Linked DNA regions of Mus musculus: regions 1 and 2 are each linked to region 3. Evidence: chromatin loops called from intact Hi-C (ENCODE). Cell type or tissue: heart. All regions are shown on one strand.

Region 1 (5,000 bases), 65 kb after region 3:
CTACCTGTCACACCCTGTCTCAAATCCTGAACTCTCCTAGCCCAGGGGCTGGGCTGCCCTTTCCCCAGATGCTCTTCCTATGTAATCCAGATATTCTGGTCTCCTAGCACTCTCTTTTCCATGCAGGTGTTATTTCTGTCTTTTGCTTCCCCCTCTGCCCTTCACTCTGGGAGTTTCTTGGCCAGGGTCCCTGGGGCCAGTGAACCATCAGGAGAGCAGCTTGCCAATAAACCTGCTTATATATAAAATTTAATCTGGTTTGAACTGGGTCACTTCACCAGCAGAGAAATAACCTAACACAACCAAGTGAGGTCTTTTCCAAAGGTGTGTTGCCAATAAACCATTCTTGGTCATTTTACTCGTGCTTCCCCGTTTGGAGTTGCCTTTTATGGGAAAATTTCCACGTAGCTCCTGGTTTAATTTTAAGCTTTATCCAATTCTAGGCACGGGCTGTTTTATTTCCTTCATCTTGATTAAGCCTATGTTTGCCTAAGCTCATTGTAATCACTAACTTTAACAATAATGATACTTTTTTACTAGTTATAATTTTTGTTCATTATTGTGTAGCAGAGAGTTATAAATATTGATACTTATTATATGATCAAAAAACCAATTTAACAGATAAAAGCAATGCATTTTTCAGAATGTACTTAGCAGAGTGATAACTGGATAGATTAGCTTCTTCACATTTTATTTCTTTAAATCCTTATCTTTGTATGCACAGATTAGCAATGACATGAACAAATAAAATACAAATAAAATAAAATAATAACACATGATCTTTAATAGAACTCAGGAGAAAAATAATTCCTTTAAAGTTCCTTCCATAAAAATGTAATAATAAATTCTTTTTTATGGGAGAGGAAATAAAACAGAAAACGTTTTGTTAAACAGAATTTTATTTGAAAAATCAGCATATAGGACACAGAAAATACGTTTTAAAACTTATGTGAAATAAGTTTTTATTAATTTGCACATCTAATTATAATTTTTCAGAAACAGTTGTCTGTACAAGTATGTTAGGTCTGGAGTTAAAGTGAGTGTAATGTTGGATCTGACTTGTTTCCAAAATCCACTTCATGATGAGGGATGAGGACAGCTAGTTGAATGTGACTCTCAAGCACAAATACTGCGGGGAGGAGGGGCGCTCAGACCTCTTAGAATGGCTGCATGGAGACTCATTTTATGAAGCCCACTAAAAGACAAAAGCAATCTATGTCCATAAACACTAATCTGGTGTTCCTTGTAGAGGCCAGGGAGCTGAAGAAACAGAGGAGCTTTAAGATCAAAGAGGCCAGCTTGTTGATAGATGTGAGGACAGACAGAAACTTCTCAGACTCAGTCTTGAGATGAGTACAATTCACAGCTTTTATTCTATAGCATGTACACATCTATCAAATAACATATATATTTCCTCAACATTGGTTTCTCGTGCTAGAGAACTAACCCACAGCTTCACGAGTACTTAGTAAACACAAAACATCCACTGCTGCTGAATATGAAAGTCTCTGGGTTTCTGATATTGTATTTGCTTAAGACTAGTTTTTTTGATAATTCTTTAAAACTTACGTGTTTCTTATGTCTAGATTTAAAAGATCACCAGTGACTCATATGGAAAGCTGAACATTGGTGATTTGGGGCACCTAATCCAGATCTGGTGATGAAAGACATGTGCAGGGTTTTCATTCTGTTCCTTCAAGTCTTTATAGTATTTTAATGTTAAAGAAGGAGCCATGGGGCTGGAGAGATAGGTCATACCAACCAATCTGTCTCTCCTTATTTCTTGCGAAAGGTAGACCCATTGCTTAGAATAAGAATCAACTTGTTTAAAGCATTAGATACTGTACAAATGCAAGCTTTTACAGAGGATTTTGAGAGACACAAAGATAAGATTTGACATTAGTAAATATAGGGATATAGAAAAAAATATATAAAAACTTTGGAAACTAATAAGTTTGAAAAAAACACTAAATAGAAATATAAGTTAAAATTTTGTATGAAACCAATCATAATTCACAGAGGTCCGTATCCAGAATAATAGCCGTATTTTGGCAATCCAAATTAATAGTATTGTTGAGAAATTGACACTAGAATATTAAAGATGTGGAAAGTAATAGTTTTTATTTACAATATGTTTAAATTTCCTTTTAGCAGAAGGAAATTAAATATAAATGAATAGAACTTTGATCAAATTTCCTTAAAATCATTCAATACTTTTACCAGTTGAGATAAATGAAGTATAAAGATACGTGTAACCATGTCTAGTATCATACATTGTTAATACAAACCAATATAACTTTTATGTATTCTTTGAAGATTTCTATCCAGGAAAAGTACAATATAAAATTTGTACACAAAGGTGTCATTGTGCAAAACTGAGCATATTTTTATAAATATTTTGATTTATTTTGATTCTATCCTCTCAAATACGAATGGATTTTTTTTTTTCTGTATCCAATTTGGCTCCATTTCCAAGGTAAATTACTTAGACAGAGACAAAACTTGTAGCTGCTCGAGAAGAATTGCCTCTGAGGAGCTGCACGCCCTGCCACTGAAAATTCTCTGCTCCAGGTGCTTCCTGCAGATTTCTTATTAACCCAATTGTCTTGCTGTCTTGCAGAACATGAAAAGTGACCAACTGGTTTTGCAAGCTCTGCTCCCCCTAGGATTAATGCAAAGAGACACAACCAGAATCACTGCCTTTAGCATCCTGATATCAGGGAGTTATCTGTCACTGGTGTTTAAGCGTGACAATGATCCCTACTGTTGCATTATTTCATTTCCTAAATACAGTGAGAGGACTTGACAAGAATCTCTGTAAAAACTCCCCAAAAAGTCCAAAACAATTTTGTTCCCATTGCTATTTATTTCACCAAATAGTTTCTATCCATCGAATTTTTTTTTCTTAGATTAAAGATATGTCAGCATCCATACTATCTAGGGCTCCAAAAAATGAGAATCCCAACTAATTCAGGAGAACTTCTGCAGCTAGCCTAGCTGTTAATTTGTGCATCCATTCTCTCAATAGAAAAAGTCGAGTATTCTTAAGCAGGAAAACTAAATAAATTCTTTTCTTTGAAAAAAAAAAGGGGGTAATATTATTAATCTACATTAAACTTTGCTTAATGTACTTGAAAAAAGAAACAAGTAGGTAAATTCATGTCAGTTCCTACAATTTTGTGCAGCTCACTCACTTTTACTTTTCATTATTATTAAGGAGTATGTCTGTTGGTTATGTATGTGCATGTGCATCCGGGTGCCCATGGAGGGTAGAGAGAGCCTTGGATCCCCAGAGTCATAGGCAGTTGTGAACCACTTGAGTGGATTCTAAGAATCAGTCTTGGGATCAGATTGCTTCAAGATGCTCCAGCCCACATGAAATATTTTCTAATCCTTTAGAACTAACTGCTTTGGAAATGCAACTTTGATCTCCATCTATGTGCATTGCATCAATTTACTAAGGGAAACTGTAGTTTTATTTTCAACTAAAGATACAATGTGCTCTGGGATGTGATTGACTGGGAAATAATAACACTTGAAATCCTAGCCCTTTCTGGGCTCCTTGCAGCTATGTTTCCTGCCAGGCTGGTCATCATCTATCTGTCCTTCCTCAGTGACCACTTTTCATAGAACCTGACCTGCTAATCACCCCCTGATGCATCACTTTTATTCCCATGCCTTGGTTCATGGCATTTCTCTCCACTTAGGATGCTGAAACTCAATTTTCTAGCTTCCTGTTGCTAGGAGAAAGCTAACTCTCCTCTGGCAACAATCATCAGCCCATAGAGGTGAGGCATCTATACTCCTCGTGTACTTGTAAAACCTGACTTGCATTTTACAATGTCAAAATGGATGCAGTTTTGAAGATTCCTATCATTTTCTCAATTTTATTTAAATATACATAGATAACAAAACCACACTTTTGTTCTCCTGTCTCATCATTTTTCTTTTTCTCTTGCCAAATTGTATATATGTATACACACATGTGTATGTACATATGTGTGTGTATATATGTACATATATATACTTATATATGTATATATATGTATATATATATATGTATATATATAATTTTCTACCATTATTCGTGTCAATTTGAGCATAGATCTTTCTGAATTCATCCTTGCAGTCTAACCTTAAAACTTTTGCTACTGAATTTCCATTTTTCATGTTCTTCTCAATTGATGTTATTTTGTGTTTTCTTCAGCTCTCAAATAGTTTAATTTTAAATTTCTGTTTCTTTTGTTTCTTCACAGTAGAAAAATGATTTAAAATTCTATGTCTTTAAGTATTGCCATAAATAATGAGCTATACTTCAAATCTTATTTCTAAGAACATGGTATAACATGGCAACAATTCAGGTACTTGCTATTCAGTCAGAAATAGATACCAACTTGTCTGTTTGGTTGATAATTTAGATTATAAAAAGCAACTGAAAAGATGAATTCATTGTATTCAGCTGCTTAAGGGCACTGGTTACAATAAAAAATAAGTAGGTACAAGTTATCCTGTATATAACTCATGGGTTTAACAGATTGAGATTTTTAGTAGCACAGGAACTACAACCAACATTTGACCAATGAGATTTCAGGAAATTTAAAAGCTGCTGCTTAAAAAAAAAAAAAAAACAAGTAAAGAGACAGCGTATAAAGACGGAGAAAAATATCTTCTAGCTATAAATCTAACAGTATCTGGAATACAAATATATATGTTAGATATAGATACAGAGATAGATGGGTTATAGATATAGATAAACACAAACATATACATAAATATCATACACATATACATATCAGACACAGTCCAAGCTTGTTCCAAACAGTTCAGAGGATGAGATAGCTGAATACCATCTGGTATTTATTAGTAATTGGTCTCTTGAGGCTGGATTCTGGAGTTAGACATTGGAAATCAGTCTAAAGATAAGACCACTGCACACCCCACAGATAAAATAGGCCAAGAGACTTGTAAATGACTCAGCAGTGATATGGAGAACATTTTAT
Region 2 (5,000 bases), 57 kb after region 3:
TAACTTAATATATTCTGATTAACGTTTTTCCTTCTAGTTTCTCCCACCTCCCCCCCTACCCGGATCCTCCTTTTCTATCTCTCATTAGGAAACAAACAGGCTTCTAAGGTAATATAATATAACATAATATAATATAATATAATAATATCTAACACATCAGAATTAGACAAAAACAAAACAAAACAAAAAAACAAAACAAAACAAAAAAACAAATAGAGCCCAAGTGTAGTGGCAGGTTTTGTGTCAACTTGATAAAAGTTGAAGTTATCACAGAGAAAGGAGCTTCAGTTGAGAAAATGTCTCCATGAGATCCAGCTGTGGGGCATTTTCTTAATCAGTGATCAAAGGGAGAGGGCCCCTTGTGGGTGGTGCCATACATGGGCTGGTAGTCTTGGATTCCATAAAAGAGCAGGCTGAGCAATCCAGGTGAAGCAAGCCAGTAAGGAACATCTCTCCATGGCCTCTCATCATCTCCTGCCTCCTGACCTGCTTGAGTTCCAGTCCTGATTTCCTTTGGTGATGAATAGCAGTATGGAAGTATAAGCTGAATAAACCCTTTCCTCCCCAACTTGCTTCTTGGTCATGTCTGTGCAGGAATAGAACCCCTGACTAAGACACCAAGAGAAGGCATAAGAAACAGAGCTCGCTTATTTGCATACTCAGGAATACCATGAAAACAATAAACCAGAAGACATAAGACATACACAAAACATCTATAGAGTGAAAATGAAAGAAAAAATATATGCACTATCTACTGCGTGTAATATATATATATAGTATATATAATAAATAATAAAACTTAAAAGATAATATATTTTCTAAGAAAGGGAAAGCCCTAGCAGGAAATTGTGAAGTAAGGAACCTCCAAAGATGTTGAGTTCATTTTTCTGTCCATCTACTGCTGGGCATAGCCTGCCCTTAGGAGGGATTTGTTTCTCTGCTGAGAATCCCTTGGGGGAAACTAAATTTTTATTTGCAAGAGGTTTTCAAATAGCAATTGCTTCTGGTTAGGAATGGTGGTGTCTTAGTCAGGGTTTCTATTCCTGCACAAACATCAATGACCAAGAAGCAGTTAGGGAAAAAAGGGTTTATTCAGCTTACACTTCCCACATTGCTGTTCATCACCAAAGGGTGCACGACTGAAACTCAAGCAAGTCAGGAAGCAGAAGTTGATGCAGAGGCCATGGAGGGGTGTTCTGTACGGGCTTGCTTCCCTTGGCTGGCTCAGCCTGCTCTCTTATAGAACCAAGACTACCAGCCCAGAGATGGCATCACCCACAAGGAGACCTCCCCCCTTGATCACTAATGGAGAAATTTTCTTACAGCTGGATCTCGTGGAGGCATTTCCTAAACTGAAATTCATTTCTCTGTGATAACTCCAGCCTGTGTTAAGTTGGCATAAAACTAGACAGTACAATTGACCCCTTGTCAACTTGCCATACAAACATATCACTAGTAAGCCTCAACCCTTAGTTTCTTATTCATCCCCAAGATCTAAACAACTTTAAATGTCCCACAGTCTTTATATATTAAAAGTTCAATCCTTTTAAAATATCTAGTATCTTTTAAAATTCAAAGTACTTTAAAATTCAAAGTCTTTTAACTGTGGGTTTCACTAAAAACAAAACAAAACAAAACTTCCCTCTAAAGGGAAAAATATCAGGGCACAGTCACAATCAAAAGCAAAAATCAACCTCCAACCATCCAATATCTGGGATCCAACTCAGGATCTTCTAGACTCCTCCAAGGGCTGAGGTCACTTCTCCAGCCATGCGCTTTGTAGCACACATGTTGTCTTCTAGGATCCAGCCACCTGTACTCCACTGCTGCTGCTGTTCTTGGTAGTCATCTCTTGGTACTGGCATCTTCAAAATGCTGCTGTCTTTCACTGTAACTTGGCTGTAACAATAGCCTCTCATAGGCTCTCTTCATGGTGCTAAGCCTAAACTCCTTTGCATGATCCCTTCAGTCCTGGGCCATCAATTGCAACTGAGGCTGCACCTTCACCAATGGCCTTCCATGTTCTCTCACAGTGCCGAGCCTCAGTTGCTCTGCATGACCCCTTTATGCCTTCAAAACCAGTACCGCCTGGATGACTCTTACACATTACCAAGTCCCACTGCAGCACAAGGTACAACCTTGGCTATCTCTGGAATACAGCCTCTTTTTGCTCTCAGGAAACACTTCCCAGAAGATTTCACCTCAGTGATGCTGGTCTCTTAATCACCACTAATTTCTTAGCTCCAGCTAACCAGCATCAATAGTCCCAGCAATGCAAAGGTTTCACTTTAGTAGTTCTGGTATCTTGTTAGTCACAGCTGATTCTTCAGCCCCAGCTAACCAGAACCACAGAATCTTCACAGTCAAATTAGCAATGGCCCTGAAAAAAGTCATTAATCTTCCCTCTGAAATTTCACAAGCCAGGCCTCCATCTTCTGCACTGTTCTCAACATTATCTTCCAAGCTCCTACACAACATCTGACAGAGCTCTTAACACGGAACGGATCTTCTGGCCCAAAGTTTCAAAGTCCTTCCACAGTCCTCCCCAAAACATGGTCAGGTTGTCACAGGAATACTCCACTATGCTGATACCAATTTGTCTTAGTCAGGGTTTCTATTCTTGCACAAACATCATGACCAAGAAGCAAGTTGGGGAGGAAAGGGTTTATTCAGCTTATACTTTCCACATTGCTGTTAATCATCAAAGGATGTTAGGACTGGAACTCAAGCAGGTCAGGAAGCAGGAGCTGATGCAGAGGCCATGGAGGGATGTTGCTTAGTGGCTTGCTTCCCCTGTCTTGCTCAGCCTGCTCTCTTATAGAACTCAATACTACCAGCCCAGAGATGGTTCCACCCACAAGGGGACCTCCCCACTTGATCACTAATTGAGAAAATGCCTGACAGCTGGATCTTGTGCAGGCACTTCCCCAACTGAAGCCCCTTTCTCTGTGATAATTCCAGCTTATGTCAAGTTGACACAAAACTAGCCAGTACAGGTGCTATGTGTCTACTTCTTTCAGCTCAAGGTCCCACAGATCTGATGCAGATCTGTGCAGGCTCTACACATGGTGCCTCAATCTCTGTGAGATTATATGTGTGTGACAATCATGATGATTTAGAGAGCCTTGTTTTCTTGTCATCCTCATCCTTCCTCCCCTTGGGCTTCTACACTATTCCTGCATTCTGAAAGGAGGGATTTGATGAAGCCATCCAGCTTAAGATGCTGTTGACTTCCAAGGTCTCTCACTGCACATTGCCTGGCTGTGGCTCTCTGTGTTTGTTCCCATCTGCTGAGAAGGAAGCTGTTCTGAAGATGGCTGACCAAGACTGATCTGTTTCTCTGACTAGAGAGAGTAGAAGTGCTTATTTTCAAAGAAAAAAATTATTGTATACTCTCTTGATACAAGTTAAAAAATGATGAGTCTTTAACTAAAACTTCAGCAGGAAAATATTCTTAAAGGGAAATTTAATTGGCAATATCGGGACTAGGGAAACCAGAGGGTTTTCTTCTGTTTCCAGCGCCGCTATCTGTGGACCATCAATGTAAGCACTAAGTCTCCAGGTCCACAGCAGAGTGCTAGGAAAATATTTCCCATCAATGAAGTGAATATGAGGCAGTTTCTCACTTATACCTAATCCTGGAAGGTTGATAAAAATGAAAGCGCTACAAGCATCTAAGACAGGCAGAGCTCAGGATCAATCAATATGCTTCCCTAAAGAAGAGCACACCAATTAGTTGTTCAGTACCAAATGATCAGCCATGAAAACAGGCATGCAAGTAACATTGAGCAGGCTATACTTAGAAACACACATACACAAATACACACACATATACGAACACCCAACACCCACATACCACCAACAATTAATGAGGCCATGCATTTGAAAGAGAGTAAGGAGGACTGTGTGGGAAAGTTTGTAGGGAGCAAAGACAAGGGAGAAATGACCTCGTTATAATCTCAAAAATAAAAGAGATTATTTAAAAAGTGAAAGAAACAGCAAACTAAAATCACTGTCATTGATAGAATACTTTTTCATAACAGCCTAGTTTCTTCTTGATGCCTTTTTTGCTTATTATTTTTTAATTTAATTTTTGCTACAATATATTTTGAGTATGTCTTCCCTTCCCTCAACTCCCAGTGCTTCCTCATCTTCCTATCTACAAACCTTTAAGTTCTAGATTTTAACATGGTTTATCTATTTTTCAGTTCTGACTCTATTAAGTTCATTTTACTGTATATTTTTAGCCTTTTTTGACTGACGCCTACTAGTATGGAAGACCCACTCCATTTGCCATTTAGATCTGCTCCCTTCTAAAAGAACTACAGAGCAATTGTGCTGAAATTTGATTCCCTCCGTATCTCCTGTTCATCTTCTAAACTTTCATTTCCTTAGAGAAGACTTATTTCCGGAAAACAACCCATTTTATTTGGACACAGCATGACCAGGATGGTTTCTTTAATCTTGGATTTAAACACTTTGCAGCAGCACCTTTTACAGTAGTTACTTCCCTTGGAGAAGGAGTTAAGAGGAAACAATGGAGGACCTAGTGCCTGTGTTGAAATACTGAACTCAAGCACTGATGAATTCCTTAGAGACTGCTACTCCTCAGATGCCTTTTCTCCTGCATCCTCAGGTCTTATCCATCTTCCCTTCTTGCCATGGGGGTACTTTGTTCTTGTTGCTTTTACTGTTTTGTCTCTGAGGTTTCCTTCCCTTACCTGCTAGCTCTCATGTCTGGAATCTGATGATTGTCCTTAGCACCAAATCAGGTCATGGTTTTACTAAATTAGAACCATGGGATTTCAGGGGCAATTCCTTGTTGCTTGAAGTCAGTGTGTTTGCAATGTTGTCTCAGTGACAGGTGACAACTTACGACACAAACACTGCTCCCACCCAACGCAGTATTCATCATGTTGCTCTGAGAGACTCTGGTTCCTCCTCTCCTTTCCTAAGAAAATATTTCAGGGAAATCTATTTTCCAGAGATCTACAGTGTCC
Region 3 (5,000 bases):
ATAAAGATTTTCAACTTAAAGTACCAGCAAATATCTTCAACAAAATTATAGAAGAAAACTTCCCAAACCTAAAGAAAGAGATGCCCATGAACATACAAGAAGCCTACAGAACTCCAAATAGACTGGACCAGAAAAGAAATTCCTCCAGACACATAATAATCAGAACAACAAATGCACTAAATAAAGATAAAATATTAAAAGCAGTAAGGGAAAAAGGTCAAGTAACATATAAAGGCAGGCCTATTAGAATTACTCCAGATAAAATAGAAACAGAAGGTACTCTACCCAATTCATTCTATGAAGCCACAATTATTATGATACCTAAAACACATAAAAACCCAACAAAGATAGAGTACTTCAGACCAATTTCCCTTATGAATATTGATGCAAAAATCCTCAATAAAGTTCTTGCTAACTGAATCCAAGAACACATCAAAACAATCATCCATCCTGACCAAGTAGGTTTCATCCCAGGGATGCAGGGATGGTTCAATATATGGAAATTCATCAACGTAATCCAGTATATAAACAAACTCAAAGACAAAAACCACATGATCATCTCGTTAGATGTTTAGAAAGCATTTGATAAAATCCAACACCCATTCAGGAGGGGTATTTCTGGAACTTCCAGTAGTACTATGTCCAAATTTCTGAAGAACCACCAAACTGATTTCCAGAGTGGTTGTACAAGCTTGTGATCCCACCAACAATTGAGGAGTGTCCCTCTTTCTCCACATCCTTGCCAGCATCTGCTGTCAACTAAATTTTTGATCTTAGCCATTCTGACTGGTTGAGGTGGAATCTCAAGGTTGTTTTGATTTGCATTTCCCTGATGATTAAGGATGTTGAATATTTTTTCAAGTGCTTCTCAGCCATTCGGTATTCCTCAGGTGAGAATTGTTTAGCTTTGTACCCCATTTTTTAATAGCTTATTTTGATTTTCTGGAGTCAAGCTTCTTGAGTTCTTTTTATATATTGGATATCAGTCCCCTATCAGATTTAGGATTGGTAAAGATCCTTCCCCAACCTGTTGTTGGCCTTTTTGTCCTATTGACAGTGTCTTTTGCCTTACAGAAGGTTTGCAATTTTATAAGGTCCCATTTGTCAATTCTCGATCTTACAGCATAAGCCATTTCTGTTCTGTTTAGGAATTTTTCCCCTGTGCCCATATCTTCAAGGCTTTTCCCCACTTTCTCCTCTATAAGTTTCAGAGTCTCTGGTTTTATGTGGAGTTCCTTGATCCACTTAGACTTGAGCTTTGTATAAGGAGATAAGAATGGATCAATTCACATTATTCTACATGACAACTGCCAGTTGTGTCAGCACCATTTGTTGAAGATGCTGTCTTTTCTCCACTGGATGGTTTTGCTCCCTTGTCAAAAGTCAAGTGACCATAGGTGTGAGTTCATTTCTGGGTCTTCAATTCTATTCCATTGATCTACTTGTCTGTCATTGTACCAGTACCATGCAGTTTTTATTACAATTGCTCTGTAGTAGTACAGCTTGAGGTCAGGCATGGTGATTCCATCAGGGTTTCTCTTATTGTTGAGAATAGTTTTTGCTATCCTACATTATTTTGTTATTCCAGATGAATTTGCAAATTGCCTTTTCTGACTCAGTGGAGAATTGAGTTGGAATTTTGATGGGGATTGCATTGGATCATTTGATTGCTTTTGGCAAGATAGCCATTTTTGCTATATTATTTCTGCCAATCCATGAGTATGGGAGACCTTTCCATCTTCTGAGACATTCCTCGAATTCTTTCTTCAGAGACTTGAAGTTCTTATCATGCAGATTTTATACTTCCTTAGTTAGAGTCACACCCAGGTATTTTATATTATTTGTGACTATTGTCAAGGGCATTCCTTCACTCATGTATTAAAAACAATGAATTTATGAAATTCTTAGGTGTCGTGGCGGGCCAGCGAGGTTAGAGACTGTACTGTCTTCACTGCCTCCCACCCAAATAAAAAAGCCAATTGGCCTTGTACTACGGAGCCGGTCATACCCCTTCTCTTTGTTTCCTGCCTGTCATCCAAAAATGCAGAGAAATATCAACTCAGTGTTATTCTTAATAAAGTGTATTTCAAATTTGTTCAGTCAAACTTAGCTAGGGTTCCAATGCCCTACTTAAAATTCAACTAGGAAGTTACCTTCAGTACTAATTAACATTATAAAGTCAGAGCCTGCCGCTCCAGGCTTTTCAGTTAGTTGTTTACTAAGATAGAAAGGACAGTCTCAGCCAGATACAGTTTACCATAAGAAAAGTTAGGGATTCCCACAGAGACAGGTTTTTTCCTTAGCCCTAGAATTCAGGCAGAACTATTGAGCATAGATAAGTTTTTTGCCTCAGGCCAGCCCTTCTCCTTTTTTTTTTTTTTTTTTTTAACAAATCGGAGGAGATGTAGCCTCCCCTCCCCCAGCCTGAAACCTGCTTGCTCAGGGGTGGAGCTTCCTGCTCATTCGTTCTGCCACACCCACTGCTGGAACCTGCCGCTTTGCTGTTCGGAGCCACACACATATTCACCCTGCTACTGGACCCTGAGACCAGTTGGCAGGAATGGGGTCCCCTCCCCCTTCCTTCATAACTGAGTGTTGCAACAGTAAAAATTGAGCTTTGAACAGGATGAACTTGTCTTGGCTCCGTTTCTTCTTTCGCCCCGTCTAGTTCCTCTCTTGCAGCTCAGGTGGCCTTCTCAGCCGAACCATTCATGTTGCGAGCTGCTGGCCAGCCACAACACTTAGGCAAATGAATGTATTTCGAAGATATCATCCTGAGTGAGGTAACCCAATCCCAAAAGAACACACATGATATGCACTCACTGATAAGTGGATATTAGCCCAGAAATTTAGAATACCCAAGATACAATTTGCAAAACACATGAAACTCAAGAAGAAGGAAGACCAAAGTGTGGACACTTGGTTCCTTCTTAGAATAGGGAACAAAATACCCATGGAAGGAGTTACAGAGACAATGTTTGGAGCAGAGCCTGAAGGAATGACTATCCAGAGACTGCCTCACTTTGGGATCCACCCCATAAACAACCACCAAACCCAGACACTAGGCAGATGCCAATAAGAGCCTGCTGACAGGAGCCTGATATAGCTGTTGCCTGCAAGGCTCTGCCACTACCTGCCAAATAGAGAAGTGGATGCTCACAGTCATCCATTGGACAGAGCACAAGATCCCTAATGAAGGAGCCAGAGAAATACCCAGGGAGCTGAAGGGGACTGAAGCCCCATAGAAGGAATATCAATATGAACTAACCAGTACCCTCAGAGCTCCTTGGAACTATACCACCAATCAAAGAAAACACATGGTGGAACTTGTGGCTCTAGCTATATTTGTAGCAGAGGATGGCCTAGTCGGTCATCAATGGGAGGAATGCTCCTTGGTCCTGTGAAGGCTCTATATCCCAGTATAGGGGAATGCCAGGACCAAGAATGGGAGTGTGTGGGTTGGGGAGCAGGGGAAGGTGGGTAGGGGATAGGGGATTTTCAGATCTAAATCTAGGAAAAGGAATAACATTTGAAATGTAAATAAAGAAAATAGCTAATAAAAAAAGAGAAAATAACATCATATATAAAGGACACTTAGTCAATATAGTGTGGGGGAGGTTAGAATATACTGGGGATGTAAGAAATAAGTCTTGTAAGCAACTGCACCATGGTCAGCCTTAATAGTTACACTGAACATTCTTCTGTTGATTATAATTAGTTTTAAAAACACCCACACCAGGCAAGAACACAGTGCCCCTATCACAAAACTGATACAAGGTGGCTCTCTCTTAGCTAATATGAAGTCTTTCTTCTTAGTCTAAAGGAATAAGTGTTCAGTTCTAATCTGCTTACTTTACCTTCTAGATAAAACCTTTTCTATTCTTCTTTTATGCATTACATCCTAACTAGTTTGTCCTCCCTCCACTCCTCCTCTACCCTAATCTTCCCTCTCCTCCAGATCCACTCCTCCTCTGTTTAGCTTCAAAAATGAGCAAGGCTTCCCATCGATATCATCTGAATATGCCATAACAAGTTACAAGAAGACTAAGCACTTACCTTCATACCAAAGATAACCTATAGGCAGAAAGGAGTCCCCAAAGCAGGCAAAAGAGTCATGGACACCAGTTCTCCCACTGTTAGAAGTCACACAAGAACACCAAGCTACAAAACCATAATATATATTCAGAGGGCCTATCTCAGACCCAATGCAGTTTCCTAGTTACTGTTGCAGTCTCTGTGGGACCAAACTTTTATGATATTAAAAATAGTAGTTCCTCTACTCTTAATATTACCTAGTTGTGAACTTAACTATTAGTCTTTGACCTAACCACCTAGCACCAGCTTAAATCCTGTAGCATGGGTCTCTTTACACTGTAGATATGAGGCACCACATACTCTCCCATAGAACATTGTCTCCCTCACTGCAGTGAACCAATATACCGAACTTTCTTTGACTATCATATTCTAGGTGGTTTTTGAATGGAAAGTATCCAAATAATCCTTCAAATTATAGAATTTAAGGCTGAAAATATTGTAAATGGTGTCTTCAAGGCCATGTAACACAGACAAAAGGGAGAGAGGATGCAGCTGAAAGTAGAAAACATAATTAAAATAAGGAACAATCAGAGCACCTAGATTCCTATCAAATGTTACTATATCACATCTAACATTCTTCCATAAATGCAGAACTAAAGCACATTTTACTACTTAGTAAGTTTTAATTTATTTATTAGTAGTTGATTTCTTGGCTAATAATAAAAACACTGCCTTTTCTAGAATTCTTCAAAACACAGTGTAACCTTCAGCTTATAGTACTTAGGTTTTAACTCATAGCTGACAATTCTTCATGCCTTCCACAAACAAGCTCCAAAGACTTCAGAACAATATGCTATTCTGCCAGGATTTTTTCTTTGTAGTAAACTGAGTCTTCTAGTACCAATTATCTGTGTTAACTGTTCTTGTATCATTGTAACTAAAGTCTGACAGAAAGGAGTTAAGAG

The links. Hi-C counts contacts between places; a loop is a spot of excess contacts. Peaks named below come from ENCODE experiments on the same cell type or tissue, not always from the same donor. Only the 100,000 strongest peaks of a DNase experiment are listed, where the experiment ranks them.
Region 1: a loop joins it to region 3, with 2.7 times the contacts of the local background. A loop is called at or near these places in 2 of 42 quality-filtered maps.
Region 2: it touches region 3 in a loop (1.9-fold over the local background); 2 of 42 quality-filtered maps call a loop at or near these places.

What each region holds. Positions count from the first base shown.
Region 1 is chr10:6,480,388-6,485,387 of GRCm38, forward strand. No RefSeq gene overlaps it. Among named protein-coding and RNA genes, the nearest start is that of Gm3213, 120 kb to the left of the region's middle. In heart, no CTCF peak of the experiment used is centred here; no DNase peak of the experiment used is centred here.
Region 2 is chr10:6,472,218-6,477,217 of GRCm38, forward strand. No RefSeq gene overlaps it. Among named protein-coding and RNA genes, the nearest start is that of Gm3213, 110 kb to the left of the region's middle. In heart, no CTCF peak of the experiment used is centred here; no DNase peak of the experiment used is centred here.
Region 3 is chr10:6,415,357-6,420,356 of GRCm38, forward strand. No RefSeq gene overlaps it. Among named protein-coding and RNA genes, the nearest start is that of Gm3213, 55 kb to the left of the region's middle. In heart, no CTCF peak of the experiment used is centred here; DNase peaks (open chromatin) are centred at 2,575 and 3,085.